Regions from separate parts of the Homo sapiens genome. Here region 2 is linked to region 1. Evidence: chromatin loops called from intact Hi-C (ENCODE). Cell type or tissue: endothelial cell of umbilical vein. All regions are shown on one strand. Links, peaks and the distances in the headings refer to the core of each region. The heading gives the core; the rest is flanking DNA.

Region 1 (8,305 bases), core at 1,583-6,582:
CCTGCCCACCTGATCATCCAGCAGCTCTAATAGAACTTTCTGCAGGGATGGGGTTGTTCTGTGCTGTCCAAGATGGTGACCCTTAGCCACACGTGACTACTGAGCGCTTGAAATGTGACGAGTGTGATTGCAGTTCTGAATTTTAAATTTTATTTTGTTTCAATTTATTTAAAGTTAAATAGCTACTCCATTGTCAGAATTCTAAAAGGCAAAGTCAGGCAGAACAACTTGCACCAGGCATTTTCCCCAGAAGGAAAGAAGGAATATTCAGCTTGGTATGCCTGGTGGCTACCATACTGAACCTTGCAAAGGCTCTGCAGTGAGACAAAAAACATGGGTCATGCTGTGACATTCTGGAAGAAACTTCTGGGCCAAAACTAGAGAGTTATCAGTTATTCTGAAAGACCCTTGAGCCCCTGAACCCCTGCTCAGCACAACAGGCCTCCCAGCTAAGCCCCCATACCCCTTTCTCCCAGTACCTCAGGTATGTCCTCTGAGTCCACAGTGTGTCCTTATTTCCAGGGTATGTCCATGAGTCATCTGCTAGAAGCAAAAGAGAGTAAATGACTTTCACTGGACTGACTAGGATGGGCCCAAAATTCACCTCCTGAGATGGTCCTGGAACCACTGAAATATTCTAAACACTGACATCTGACACTACTTACCACTAAAATGGAAACTTTGAGAGTATTGTAATGGGGTCCCAGCTCACCGTTATAACCAGTTATTTTTCCATTGTAAAAGGGGTCTCAATTTACCATTATACCCCACAGCTGAGACCTTATTTAGAATTACATAGCACTTTAGTAATTATAAAATTGCTAATAATTCTAAAGAGAACTGTAAGAGAAAGACATACATTTCTTTGAGGATAGAATGTGATTGGCCCTGGGTATACAAGCACAGGATGGCTACACTAAAAAGCAGAACAAGGCAATGGAATACATCTTGCACCAACAGTAAGGATAATTTACATTCCAGAGCAACATGACTTAAATAACAAAGACCACTTGGTCCCTTGGTTTGACAGGCAAACGAAGGCAAGTCCAAAAGAACAGGCAGCATGAGAAAGCATCTCCGCGATTCTGAACTGAGATACCTTAAAAGACTAGGATTATATTTTGTTTCTGAAGCCTAAACCTGGCTAGAAGGTATATATTATTCTATTTAATTACAGAAATTGATGCAAAATATAGTATTTATTTTTAGTACTATTAAAGCACTGGATCATTACTTAGGGAATCTTTATTCAGGTTACAGGGATCACTGCAGTAGGAAAGTTCTCTGTTAGGGACTACATTTGCAGTGAGCACCACGTTTCATCTAATGCTTTAACAATAAAGCAATGTGTAGACAAAAATGTCTACATTAAAGATCCAGAAATGAAAACAATAATTTGTGATACCACATTAAAAATTTAGAAAAGGAACAGCAAATTGAACCTAAAGTAAGGAGGATGAAGGAAATACTAAAGGGAAGAAATCTTGAAACAGAAAAAAAAAATAGAGAAAACCAATAAAATCAAACATGAATTCTTTGGAAATAATTAATAAAATTGATAAGCCTCTATCTACATAAATCAAGAAAAGGGGCAAAACATACAGTATACAAGTTATTAATATCAGGAATGGGAACGAGATCATGCAGGCATTAAAGGGGTTGGGCCTGATCACCTCAACATCTAGCTCCAGTTAAAAAAGGGGGAGAATCAGGAGGTTATGTATGCTAACCTCCAAAAACATATGAAAGAGACAGTTCAACCTACTGCACCCTCAGGGGAAGCTCCGGAATGGCCACCCCCACCTAAGCCTTGTGAACTGCAGGCATGGGAGCCTGAGATGCCGTTTGCGGCACCTGTTATTGCACAACCTGCCGTTAACTATGGTAAAAATCAGACTCAGCCACCAGTTAATTACGGTTAAAAATTCAGACTTGTCCACCTGTTAATTATTCCAAAGAGATGCTTCAGGCTCCTCCCAACGTTAAATATGGGACAATTCAGGCTTCCATTCATCAGGCACGAGAAAGTGGGGACTTGGATGCTTGGCAGTTTCTGGTGACTGTCATACCAGAGGAGCAGCCTGGACATGCTCAGTCACACTGGGAGCCATTCCCTTTTAAAATATTGAAAGACTTAAGGCAAGCAATTGGACAATGTGGGCCAAATTCTCCTTATGTTCATTCCCTATTACAATCTGTGGCTTACAACCAGCACTAATGATTGAGGAAAAAATACAACAAGCTCCATTCACCTACAGGGGTTATTGCTCAGAGTGAGGACTTGGTTGAATGGTCTTTTTATAGTTCCAATGAACAAAAACCAGATTCGACAGGTTTTTATTAACTCCTTTAATTGGCAAGTAAATTTATTGGCAAGTTAATTGGCAAGCTGAATTCATAGGAAACCTTAACAATCATTATCCAAAAAATAGGATTTTTCAGTTTTTAAAATTAACTACATGAGTTCTGCCAAAAATTACCCATAATGCTCCCTTAGAAGGAGCAGTGACTGTATTTACAGACGGCTTTAGTTCTGGAAAGGCAGCCTGTGTAGGACCTAAAAATTGAATTATTCATACTAATTTCCATTCAGCTCAGAGGGCTGAATTACAGGCAGTTATAACTGTGTTGAAAGATTTTAATCAGCCTGTAAATATTGTCTCTGGTTCGGCTTACGTTGTTCAAGCCACTCTAAACATAAAAACTGCATTAATTAAGTACATTGTTGATGAACAACTTTATCAACTGTTTTCTTCCTTACAGAAGGTGGTGCATCATCAAGGTTTTCCTTTTCATATTACACACATCCAAACACATACTAATCACCCTGGGCCCCTTGTAAGGGCTAATAATCAAGCTGATTTATTAGTTTCTCCTGTACTCACAGATGCCCAAGACTTTCACTCCTTAACACATGTTAATGCAGCAGGACTTAAACAGAAATATCAAATCACCTGGAGACAAGCAAAGGACATTGTACAACATTGTCCTCAGTGCCAAGTATTACAATTACCACATCAAGGAACTGGTGTTAACCCTAGAGGGTTGGCACCTAACAAAATCTGACAAACTGACGTTACCCACATTCCTAAATTTGGTAAACTTTCTTACGTTCCTGTAAGTGTTGATACATTTTCAAAATTCATGTGGGCTACCTGCCAAACTGGTGAAGCTACAGCACGTATAAAAAGACATTTGCTTTCTTGTTTTGCTGTTATGGGCATTCCACAGGAACTTAAAACAGACAACGGGCCAGGCTACTGCACTAAATCTTTAGAAACATTCTTACAACAATGGGGTGTTCGACATAGTACTGGCATACCCTATAATTCTCAAGCACAGGCCATTGTTGAACTTGCAAACAGAACTTTAAAAACTCAATTACAAAAACAAAAGGCAAAGAGGGGGGAATACTCCACTCCCTATATGCAGCTACAACTGGCTCTTATTATTTTAAATTTTTTGAACTTGTCCAGAGATCAGTTTACAACTGCAGCAGAGCAGCATCTAACAGGGCAAAAAATAAATCCCCATGAAGGAAACCTTGTGTGGTGGAAAGATGTCAGAACAAAGACCTGGGAAGAGGGGAGAATCATTACATGGGGTAGAGGGTTTTCTTGTATTTCACCAGGAGAAAATCAGCTTCCTCTCTGGGTGCCTACAAGACATCTTAAGCTGTGCCGTGAGTCAGAATCCAAGGAAGAGGAGAAGACCTCGGAACTTTGCACTCCCAACTTGCCTGATGGCTCAAATGAAGATTTCTGCTGAGCAGAAGGTGACCAGCAAGACTCACCAGTCAACTCCACCGACCTGGGGGCAGATTAAGAGATTGACCCAGCTTGCAGAAGAGGACCTGAAGTCTCAGGACAAACCGTGGACCTCCTGCAATCTGCTGGTAGCTATGATGGTGGTAATTACCCTGGCAGTGAGTCTCCCTGTAGCTGAGGCTGATCAAAATTATACCTATTGGGATTACATTCCATTCCCTCCACTGATTAGACCTCTTACTTGGCTGAACTCCCCAGTTGAGGTTTATGTTAATAATAGTGTTTGGATGCCCGGACCAACTGATAACCAAGGCCCTACTCATCCAGAGGAGGAAGGTATGTTAATAAATGTGTCCATTGGTATTGCTTTCCTTCTATATGTCTGGGGCCTGCAGCAGGATGTTTAGATTATGACAAACAAAGCTGGATGGTTTATGTCCCTGCACATAATGGATCAGAGGCCTCTATTCATATAGTTAGTGGAAGGAGCTTTCAATCTAAAACAAAAGTCATATCCTCAGGAAATTCCTATCGTATAGCTAATATTCTTACTAATCAATTTAGGCCAAGAAAGAAAAAATGCCCAGAACAATTGACATTATGGTCTAAGGAAGCTGAGGTGCTGACTTGGGAAGATTGCATTGCAAATAGTGCTGTGGTACTGCAAAATAACTCCTATGGAATCGTTATTGACTGGACCTCTAAGGGGCAATTTGCAGTAAATTGTACTGGACAGCACAAGGGATGTCAAGAGCGCAGCTTGCCAATTGACTATTCCGAAAAGGCACCTACCCAAAAGTATAGAATAGAAGCCGACTTTCCTGTCTTCTGGGAAGGCAGTGATATGGTTCCTCCATGCCCTAAAATGATTGATCCAATAGTAGGTTCAGAACACCCAGAACTGTAGAAATTAATGATGGTTCAAACCCCAATATGGATTTGAAAAGGAGAATATAAAACAGAAACCCATAGTAAAAAACTTCAATTTGTTGTAGCTTAGTCCTCTAATCAGATGTCCCATTACAGGGTTGTGTTAAACCTCCTCTTATGTTGGCAGTAGGACAAATCAATATTTTACCTGATTTTCAAACTATATCATGTCTTGGCTGTCATCTTTTCACTTGCATTGACTCTACATTTGATAAGAATAATAGTATCTTGCTTGTCAGAGCCTGAGAGGGAGTTTGGATACCTGTTTCCCTTAATAGACCTTGGAAAGCTTCCCTTTCCATTCATATTGTCACTGAAATACTAAAGGGAATGCTTAATTGAACAAAAAGGTTTATTTTCACTCTTATTGCAGTTATTATGGGTACCATAGCTGTAACAGCCACGACAGCAGCCACAGGTGTTGCTTACATTCTTCTGTTCAAACTGCTGATTATGTTAACCAGTGGCAAAAGAATTCTTCTAAGCTTTGGAATACCCAGAAACAAATTGATCAAAAATTAGCTAATCAGATTAATGATCTCCATCAAACAGTACCATGAATGGGGGATTGAATTATAAACCTGGAACATAGAATACAAATACAGTGTGATTGGAATACTTCTGATTTTTGTATTACTCCTCAATCTTATAATGCCTCTGTGCATCATTGGGAAAAGGTTAAACACTATCTAGAAGGAAGAGAGGAAAATCTAACACTGGACATAAGAAAATTAAAGGAACAAGTTTTTGAGGCATCTCAAGCCCACTTAACTCTCTTACCTGGTGCTGATGCCCTTAATGGAGCTGTTGATGGGCTCTCTGACCTGAATCCTCTGAAATGGATTAAAACCATTGGAGAATCAACTGCTACAAACTTTGCTTTAATTTCTGTTTGTCTATGCTGCTTATTTTTAGTCTACAGGTGCAAAAGATGCCTTGGGAGAGAAGCCAGACACCACAAGCAAGCCATGATAGAAATGGCAGTTATTAATTAAAAAAAGCGGGGGGCAAGTGCTGGTGGAAGGGATTATGGGGTGCCAGTTTAGCCAGTCACCCCTGTGTAGGACACCTATGGAATACCATAGGGGGCCCCTGAGGAGAAACATCTCCTTATTGCCATTGTGTCCCCATGCCAGTGAGCATGGCTGAAACACTCCCTTGAGCACTGGAATGTGACCAGACATCCTGACTTTTTGTAAAACCAACTCCTACCAGCTGCAGCCCAATAAGTTAAAGATTATCTCAGTAGTTAGACATATGCTTTTAGCTTAAAGGAAATTCACTTAACCGTCACTGCTATAGATCTTTCACAACCGAATGACACACGTACCCCTCCTTCACCATTTCACCCTGTACCATCCCCTTCTTAGATCAAAAAATTGTACTCAATAAATTGTCAGGCAGCCAGAGCTCTGGGCCTTTTGCAGCCTTCCCTCCAGCAACTGGCCCCCTGGACCTACTTTAAATCTTAACTTGTCTTTTCTCATTCCTTTGTTGCCACCAGACTTTGGGTACCCGCAGGTAGTGTTGAGGCTGGACCCCAACAAAAGGGATGATAATGGACTGTAGTAATGCAGTTTTGAGGACTGAGGTCAGAGGAGAGAGATACAGATGGACATCTCTGAAGAGCATGAAATGTACAGACATGTGTACCTCATATTAACACTGATTAAAGAGAATTCAGAAAAGGATATTAATTAATATACCCAATTCTGTGCACATCAGCCAGCCTCTTCTCCCAGCCACACCTGTCCTTGCTTAATAGGCTCATCACATGGTGGTAGGGATGGGGGTTATGCATGAATGCAGCAATTTTGACTCCCAGTCTCTGAGGCCAAGCTGGCTACAGCCACTGTTAAGTGACCAAACTAATAAGAGCTAAGACCAACACTGAGCCTTTGATCCAACACCATATCCCAGGGAGATCAGTTGGCCACCGGGGGGCATGTATCCACTTCTATGATAGAAAGAGCAGAACCAATGTTTGATATCAGAATGGATCTTCCCACTATTGATCCTAATGAGCCATGTGAAATTGTGGCTTCCCTTTCCCACAGCTTTGGGTTATGTTGGCCTCAGTTCCCAAGGAAAGAATGCTTCTCTCATGAACACAATGTTTCCCTAACTATTGGGGGAAACCACCCCCAATATTTCAATGTAGGTTCTTTCTATTTTCCTTAAGTGTCAGCTGGCTGAGAAATAAAGAGAGACAGTACAAAGAGAGGAATTTTACAGCTGGGTCGCCGTGGGTGACATCACATATTGGTAGGACAATGATGCCCCCCTGAGCCTCAAACCAGCAAGTTTTTATTAAGGGTTTTAAAAAGGGGAGGGGGTGCAAGAATAGGGAGTAGGTACAAAGATCACATGCTTCAAAGGGCAAAAAGCAGAACTACTAATAAGGGTCTAACAAAGATCACATGCTTCTGAGGGAACAGGACAAAGGGCAAAAGCAGAACTACTGATAAGGGTCCAACAAAGATCACAGGGCAAAGGGCAAAAGCAGAACTACTAATAAGGGTCTATGTTCAGCGGTGCACGTATTGTCTTGATAAACATCTTAAACAACAGAAATCAGGGTACAAGAGCAGAGAACTGGTCTGACCACAGATTTACCAGGGCAGAGTTTTCCCCATCCTAGTAAGCCTGAGGGTACTGCAGGAGACCAGGGAGTATCTTAGTCCTTATCTCTACTGCATAAGACAGACATTCCCAGAGCGGCCATTTATAGACCTCCCCCCAGGAATGCATTCCTTTCCCAGGGTATTAATATTAATATTAATATTCCTTGCCAGGAAAAGAATTCAGTGATATGTCTCCTACTTGCATGTCCATTTATAGGCTCTCTGCAAAAAGAAAAATATGGCTTTTTTTGCCTGACCCCACAGGCAGTCAGACCTTATGGTTGTCTTCCCTTGTTCCTAAAAATTGCCATTATTCTGTTCTTTTTCAAGGTGGACTGATTTCATATTGTTCAAACACGTTTTACAATCAATATGTACAGTTAACACCATTATCACCGTGATCCTGAGGTGACATACATCCTCAGCTTACGAAGATAACAGGATTAAGAGATTAAAGACAGGCATAAGATATTATGAAGGTATTATTTGAGAACTGATAAATGTCCATATTAAAATGAAATCTTCAAAATTTATGTTCCTCTGCTGCAGCTCCAGCCGGTCCCTCCATTCGGGGTCCCTGACTTCCTGCAACACCTAATAATATAGGAATGTTCAGATTATGTATTTCTTCTTAAGTGAACTTTGGTAGTTTCAAGAAACTTCTCTATTTCCTCAAAGTTGTTGAATTTATTGGCCTAAAGTTTTCCATGATATTCCCTTATTATGATCTTAATTTATATAGAATCTTTAGTGATGTAATAATTGATATTTTATACTTTCTCCATATTTTTTCTTATACACCTGGATAGAAGTTTGCCAATTTTATTGATCTTTTTAACAAAACAGCTTTGGATTTTTTCATTTTTTAAAATATTTTTCTGTGTTCTATTTTACTGATTCCCATGTTGATCTTTATTTCTTGTGCTTACTTTGAGTTTAATTTGCTCTTTTTTCTTATTTCTTAATGTGGAAACTGATGTCATT
Region 2 (6,576 bases), core at 11-5,010, 79 kb after region 1:
AAGAGTCCCCAGCCTTCCTTATCATAAAGTCATAATATATTTTTTACACTTAAACTTATTTTTTTACAAAGGAAGTTGAAGGTAACATCTGTGCTGTGTTGCAGCTGCCCCAACAACCAAAGATTGCTGTTGTACCATTATTTGTACAGAATATAATTCTCTGGCTGAACCTTATCTGACGTTTACGGTCTCTTTTATTTTATCTCACAAATGTAAGGGGAAAAGTGGATTTTCAGAAACAGTCATCCATTAATGATTAAAACTTAAAACAAATATCAGAAGCCCCAGAGACTGTTTTTAAAAATTGTGTACTAAGAGTTAGTAGTAGCTAGAGGTGATTCATTCATTCATTAAAAGGGGAAATCGTTTGTAATGTTAAGCTAATATCAGAGTAGTTTTTGGGAAGATAGATGTGATTGAAATATTTTGGTATGTTCTTGGAGTGAAACAGAAAAACAGATTGCCTACCCTACCAGACATGACTGTTGATATACTTAGACAAAATCTTGGCTTGCAATGTTGTTGGATTTATGCAAAGCCATTTTCTTAAAATATCTGAATCTGAATATTACCTTTATTTTTCTCTTGGCATCTCTTTTATAACCAAACATATCTTAATTTCACCTGAGGACAGACGGGTGCCTCCAACAGAATTTAGCCATGTTCATGTGCTTAGAAATTCCAAAAAGTAAGCATGTTAATACTTTTCGAACCACCGTTCACATTCCAGGTGTTACTGTTTCGATTCAGCGTGCCGATGAGCCCCTTCTTTCCTCCATAGCTCTGAATAATAGCATATATACCCCAGGCGCGGTGGCTCACGCCTGTAATCCCAGCACTTTGGAAGCCTGAGGCGGGCAGATCACGAGGTCAGGAGATCGAGACCATCCTGGCTAACACGGTGAAACCCCCGTCTCTACTAAAAATACAAAAAATTAGCTGGGCGTGTTGGCGGGCGCCTGTAGTCCCAGCTACTCGGGAGGCTGAGGCAGGAGAATGGCGTGAACCCGGGAGGCGGAGCTTGCAGTGAGCCGAGATCGCGCCACTGCACTCCAGCCTGGCCAACATAGCGAGACTCCGTCTCAAAAAAAAAAAAAATAGCATATATACATAAAGAATGGAGTCGGTTGGGCAAATGATCACCTTTTCATCCAAAACACAGAGCCCCCTAAGATGTTGGAGTGAAGAACACAACAAGAATGAAAGTTCAAAATGAGGCTTCCCAAATTTTCTTTCTAAATGGAGTAGCATGAGCCCACAGTACAACTCAGCTAACATCCATACCACATTAGACTGAGAAAAGTAAACCTGAAGAGGAAAGATTAGCCGGAATCTGCCCAAAATAGGCCTACTCCAGACAGCTTATAACATGGAAAAAGGAAGCCCCAGGCAGGCTACGTATACATGGGTGTAGGGAGATCTAGGAACCTGTTTCCTGGTTTGAGGCAAAGTAACATTAGTAGTGAGAACTAAAATACAATCTAAAAGCTATCAGTGAGTTGGTAATAGGTAATGCAGATGTCGACAAAACCATAGTTTCCTACTGTCAATAACAAACCTGTTTCTATATTGCAACAAATAAAATGCTATAATGTAAATACTGAAGAGTGATCCCATTTATAATGAGTTGGGCCCTCTAGGAAAACTCTTGTCAAAGCAGCAATTCTCTACTTGCTGTGTGATTGTAAACTTGACTTTGGAACTGGCTCTTGTAATACAGTCTACTATAGTCTTCATACATATTACCACTGTATTCATACATATTACTACTGTAGGGGTTTGGAAATCAAGGGGAAAAATTGTGGGATGTTAAAAACCACAAACTTATTTCCAAACCTATGGCTTCAAATTTTACATACTTTGCTTGGTGCCCAGATAAAGAGCTGTACAATGTTTTTTCTGCATCCAGTGAAATGATCATGCAATTTTTGTCCTTCATTCTATTAATATGGTGTAATACATGACTGATACTTGTATACTGAACCTGTCTTGCAACAACTACTACATGTGCCCCCAGGTTATGTGTTAATAATGGGTGCGAGATTTTCCATTATACTAGCTCTATCCTGCACAAAAATATCATGCCATCAAATGCAGAAATCGTTAGCGAAAAATTCTGGACATAGTATTTCCAATAAAATCAATAACTTATTAAGCAGTTCTAAGTACCCTGTGAGGAGCCAATATTGCAATGACTTTTAGAACTCCACTTAGAAGAAATGAACAAGTCATTGATCTTAAGCTACATGAGGAGGGGCCGCAGAGAATATGAAACTACAAGGGCAAATAACAAGCCATTTCCCAAAACATCCCCTAAGAACAAAGGAAGCATGAAGCCAGTCACTGCAAAACAGGAAACACACCCCAAAATATCTTCTCTCAGCCAACATGAAGAGATTTTAAGATAGCGGGGAAAACATGAGAACCTAGGAAACTGAAAACAATCAAACAACTGAAATAACAAGCAGCAACCGGCAAACAGCTAGGAAAAAAAGCAGCTGGAGAAAATTCAAAAAGAGATAGCCCTTCTCCAGGAGCTAGAAGATTTAGAAATGAGTCTTTTAGGTATTTAAAGAACATAAATTGAATGCCAGAAATCAGTATAAATATATCTTCTTGTTAAACCTGATGGGGTACTCTAAACATTCTTATGCCCATACTTGATGATCATTTATAATGTATCCAATATTCTGAATATGTGGGGTTTTTAAATGTTTATTAAATGGACTTTTCCTACCTTTCAATGTAATGTAGAAGGGGGTAGGAATGAGTTTTTTTAACCAAAGCTTGACAGACTAAAACAGAGATATTATTATCCACTAAAGAACAGTCTCTCAAGACACAAATAAAAGCGTCTTACACTTTTTTAAAAGAGGAAGGAGCAAAAGGAAGAGTGATCAAAATCAGGAAGGAAGGCTGCATGCTGACTCTGCATGTTCTCTGCAGAACCTCCAGTAAAAGTTCCTGAAACTAAAACAACAGGAAAAAGAAAAAGTCGAATAGGAATAATTGTGTGTGTGAATACCAGGGTGTTTTTTTTTTTTTTTTAAAGTAACAGTAAAAACACCACATTTTAGGCTTTTGGAGTCTTGCACCAACAAAGAAACAGTGCATAATTCTGTAGGACTGAGGAGGTAGAGAAAAGGCTGAGGAAAAAGAGGACTCTTAGAAACAGTGGGGAGGATCTCAGGATTTTTCTTTCTTTTAAATTAGTACTATATTTATTCTTTTTCATTACCTTGTTCCTTTTTTAATTTTTATTTCAATGGTTTTTGGGGTACAGGTGGTTTTTGGTTACATGGATAAGTTATCTAGTGGTGATCTCTGAGATTTTAGTGCACCCGTCACCCAAGCAGAGTACACTGGACCCAGTGTCGTCTTTTATCCCTCATCCCCCTCCCAATCTGCCCCCCTCCCAGTTCCTCAGTCCATTATATCATTCTCGTGCCTTTGCGTCCTCATAGCTTAGCTCCCACTAAGAAATGAGAAAATACACTATTTGGTTTTCCATTCCTGAATTGCAAGTGGGATCTCCCAGGGCACCACTGGACAGGTCAAATAATGACATTTTTCTAGAAATGGGACTTTTAAGGGGCTCTAACTCCATTCAGCTCCCTTCAGTGGCTTCCAGGCTGCTAGTTTTCATAGTGATTTTAGTTTTTTGGTTTTCAAGGTTACCACAGAGTTGGGGGTAATGAGAAAGGGGCAAGTTGAAACATGACAGAACTCACTATTCTTACTATTTTTCTTGAATGAACACTCTCAATATTGCTTCAAGCGTTGGGTTGATACCCAGAGTTCTGAAAAAAAAAAAAAAAAAAAGAGTTGATTCTGACTATTTTTTGACAGTGTTCTCTATCTTTGTGGAGATTTTTGGAGGACATTATTCTGCTATTCCCACTGACATCATCTCACAATTATATTTGTCTTATAAATATATAGCATTATGGTTGCAGTGTGAAAGGTAATTTGAGAGAAGCAAGCCTCGAAACAGGTTCAATCCAAAGAAACAGTTGCAACAATCCAGTCCAGAAACGATGGTGACCATAACTCGAGTAGAGATAAGGAAAAAAAAAAGTGGATGCTCCAGAGAGACATGAAGCCTTTATAATACACAACTCTTTTGTTATTTGTTGGAAGAAAGAGTCAAGGCTTCTGTCATGGACAACTAGACAGATTATGGCACCATTTGCAAAATAGGAAACCCAGGAAGGAAGGGATGAACAGCCAGTGGAGCCAAAAGTGGTGCCCGTGAGAACCTCATTACCCAGTGAAAACACAAATAGAAGAAAGACCAAAGGTGTTTAGCGCATGCTCCAATACCCAGTAGGCCTTGCAGTGTTGACTTGAAGCTGTGGTGGCCAACAGGATTGAAAGGCATGCTTTGTAGTTAACAGTGCCTAGTAAGCAGCACCCAGTGGAGAAGGATTTGGATCAGGACAAAAGTAAAACCAAGATAAACACCACGTGACAAGTGACAGAAATTTTCGGTAGCTAATGTAACTCATCCATTGGGAAACCTCAGAAATAAATTGAGGGAAACAGGAACTTGCTGGCAGCCCATAGTGCTGCAAGAGCAGGTGGGTTGCAAGCTAGGAAAACATTCATAATTATTGTCGACATGATGTCATTTTAAACTTCAGGTTACTGATGATTTTTGAAGGACAAATTACAAGTATATTCCCAGAGGGTCTTTTAGGCATGACACCTTGGCCCTGGCTTGACCCCTTTTAGTCTAGCCTACACGCTGCCCTATAATCTGTGGGTCAGGAAACGCAAGCCCGCCACACTACCACCCACCAACATACATGAGGACGATGTGAAGTGAAGAGCAATAAACAGGAAGTTTGTAGCTGAAGAGGAAAATGTATCATGCTGATCATGCTGTTCACAACTAGATTTTACACCAGTCTGTTGAGCACATCCTGTGTGTATTCACAGAAATACAGAGGTGCAAGAGTGAAGGCCACGGAGGTTTCTCATGAACATCAAGCTGCCTCTCATGGGAGAACGGGAGGTGGGCCTGCCGATGCCTTCATCTGCTAGGGAGGATGATAGTGTGCTAGTGGTAGAGGCTGGACCAGTGGGCCCATGGAACAAGCTAATGTAAGGATGAGCTAGGAAGGAGAGGGTTTTTACTGAAAAGGTGGATGCTTCATTTGAGGGAGGAGGAGAAGAGGCTCATAGCCAAGTGGCCTGGGGATTCTTCTAGGGAAGTGAGCTTGCTGGCAGGCTTCACAGATCATGTCAGCAACTTAGCTGACTCCCTTGCAGAAATTTAGCCAAATTTTATGGGACTTTCTGTCGTCATGGAATCACGAAACTATTTTTTTTTTTTTTACTCTTTATGCTAAGTTCATCACAAAAGCCTTGTTCTTCAGTAAATCTTGCTCAGTGCAGGAAAAGAGAGAAATGAAGTGAAAAGGATTGCTCTGAGGAAGGAGAGGAGGCTGGGGGTGCTGGATGACCCTTTGTGAAAAATAAGCATGTTCTTAGTGCATCAGCAAAACAGAGGCACTGTAAATAGGCAAAAAACATTTCCTTAGAAGTTACCTCTCCCACTCTCTAACCAAAAGAGGTCTGGATCATCTGTACATCCTGCAGTCTATCACATTGGTCCACTGTATCAGGGTCTCTCAGCCTTGGGACTATTGACATTTTGGTCCAGATAACTCTGTTGTGGGGGACTGTCGTGTGCATCTTAGGATGTTCAGTAGCATCCCTGGATTCTATTTACCACATACCAGTAGCACCCACTCCCTGTTGTGGCAACTAAAAAATTCTCCAGGAGGCTGGGTGTGGTGGCTCACGCCTGTAATCCCAGCACTTTGAGGGGCCAAGGCGGGCAGATCACGAGGTCAGGAGATCAAGACCATCCTGGCTAACACAGTGAAACCCCATCTCTACTAAAAGTAATTTTTAAAAAAAATTAGCCGGGCGTGGTGGTGGGCGCCTGTTGTCCCAGCTACTCGGCAGCCCGAGGCAGGAGAATAGCATGAACCTGGGAGGCGGAGCTTGCTGTGACCCCAGATCACACCACTGCGCTCCAGCCTGGGTGACTGAGGAAGACTCCGTCTCCAAAAAAAGAAAAAGAAAATTTCTCCAGGAATTGCCAAATGTCTTCTACAGGGCAAAATTGTTTCCAGTTGAGAACTAGCACATTACCTCAATGATGTCACATTGGAGAGGCAGGACAAGCAATAGGTGGCCAGCATGATAGTGGCCTTGGTAAGACACATATGTTTGAGAGAGTAGAATATCAGTTCTGGACTTCCAGCTCAAGGAGGGTCTTCAGTGAGACATGGAGGATGTCCGCCAATTATGGCAGTGAGGAAGGGATGCCACTCTTGAAGGCTTTCACTTCAAGAAGAAACTTGCCATTCAGCTCCAGCTGCAACACTGTCAGGTCCCATCTGAGCTTCTGAGCTGAAGCCATGCTTTCTCCAGCCAGTCCCCAGCCTAAAGCGGAGCACAGCAGAGCTCCTAGTGTCTGTCCAATGCAGGACTTGGCTATTAATCTGTCTTTGCCCCAGAATTCCCTATTGAGTTGGCCTGGGCTTTGCCAGGCTCTTCCTG

What was found. Peaks named below come from ENCODE experiments on the same cell type or tissue, not always from the same donor. Only the 100,000 strongest peaks of a DNase experiment are listed, where the experiment ranks them.
Region 2: a loop joins it to region 1, with 6 times the contacts of the local background. A loop is called at or near these places in 5 of 110 quality-filtered maps.

Annotation. Positions count from the first base shown.
Region 1 is chr7:150,559,011-150,567,315 of GRCh38, reverse strand. LOC107986860 (endogenous retrovirus group K member 19 Env polyprotein-like) reads left to right here and starts at 3,214. Exons shown (of 2, transcript XM_017012936.2): 1 at 3,214-4,103. The coding sequence starts at 3,533. In endothelial cell of umbilical vein, for the core only: no CTCF peak of the experiment used is centred there; a DNase peak (open chromatin) is centred at 4,185; H3K27ac peaks cover 1,935 bases.
Region 2 is chr7:150,480,044-150,486,619 of GRCh38, reverse strand. It overlaps the pseudogene EIF2AP1. Among named protein-coding and RNA genes, the nearest start is that of GIMAP7, 32 kb to the left of the region's middle. In endothelial cell of umbilical vein, for the core only: no CTCF peak of the experiment used is centred there; DNase peaks (open chromatin) are centred at 2,229, 2,449 and 2,899; H3K27ac peaks cover 2,423 bases.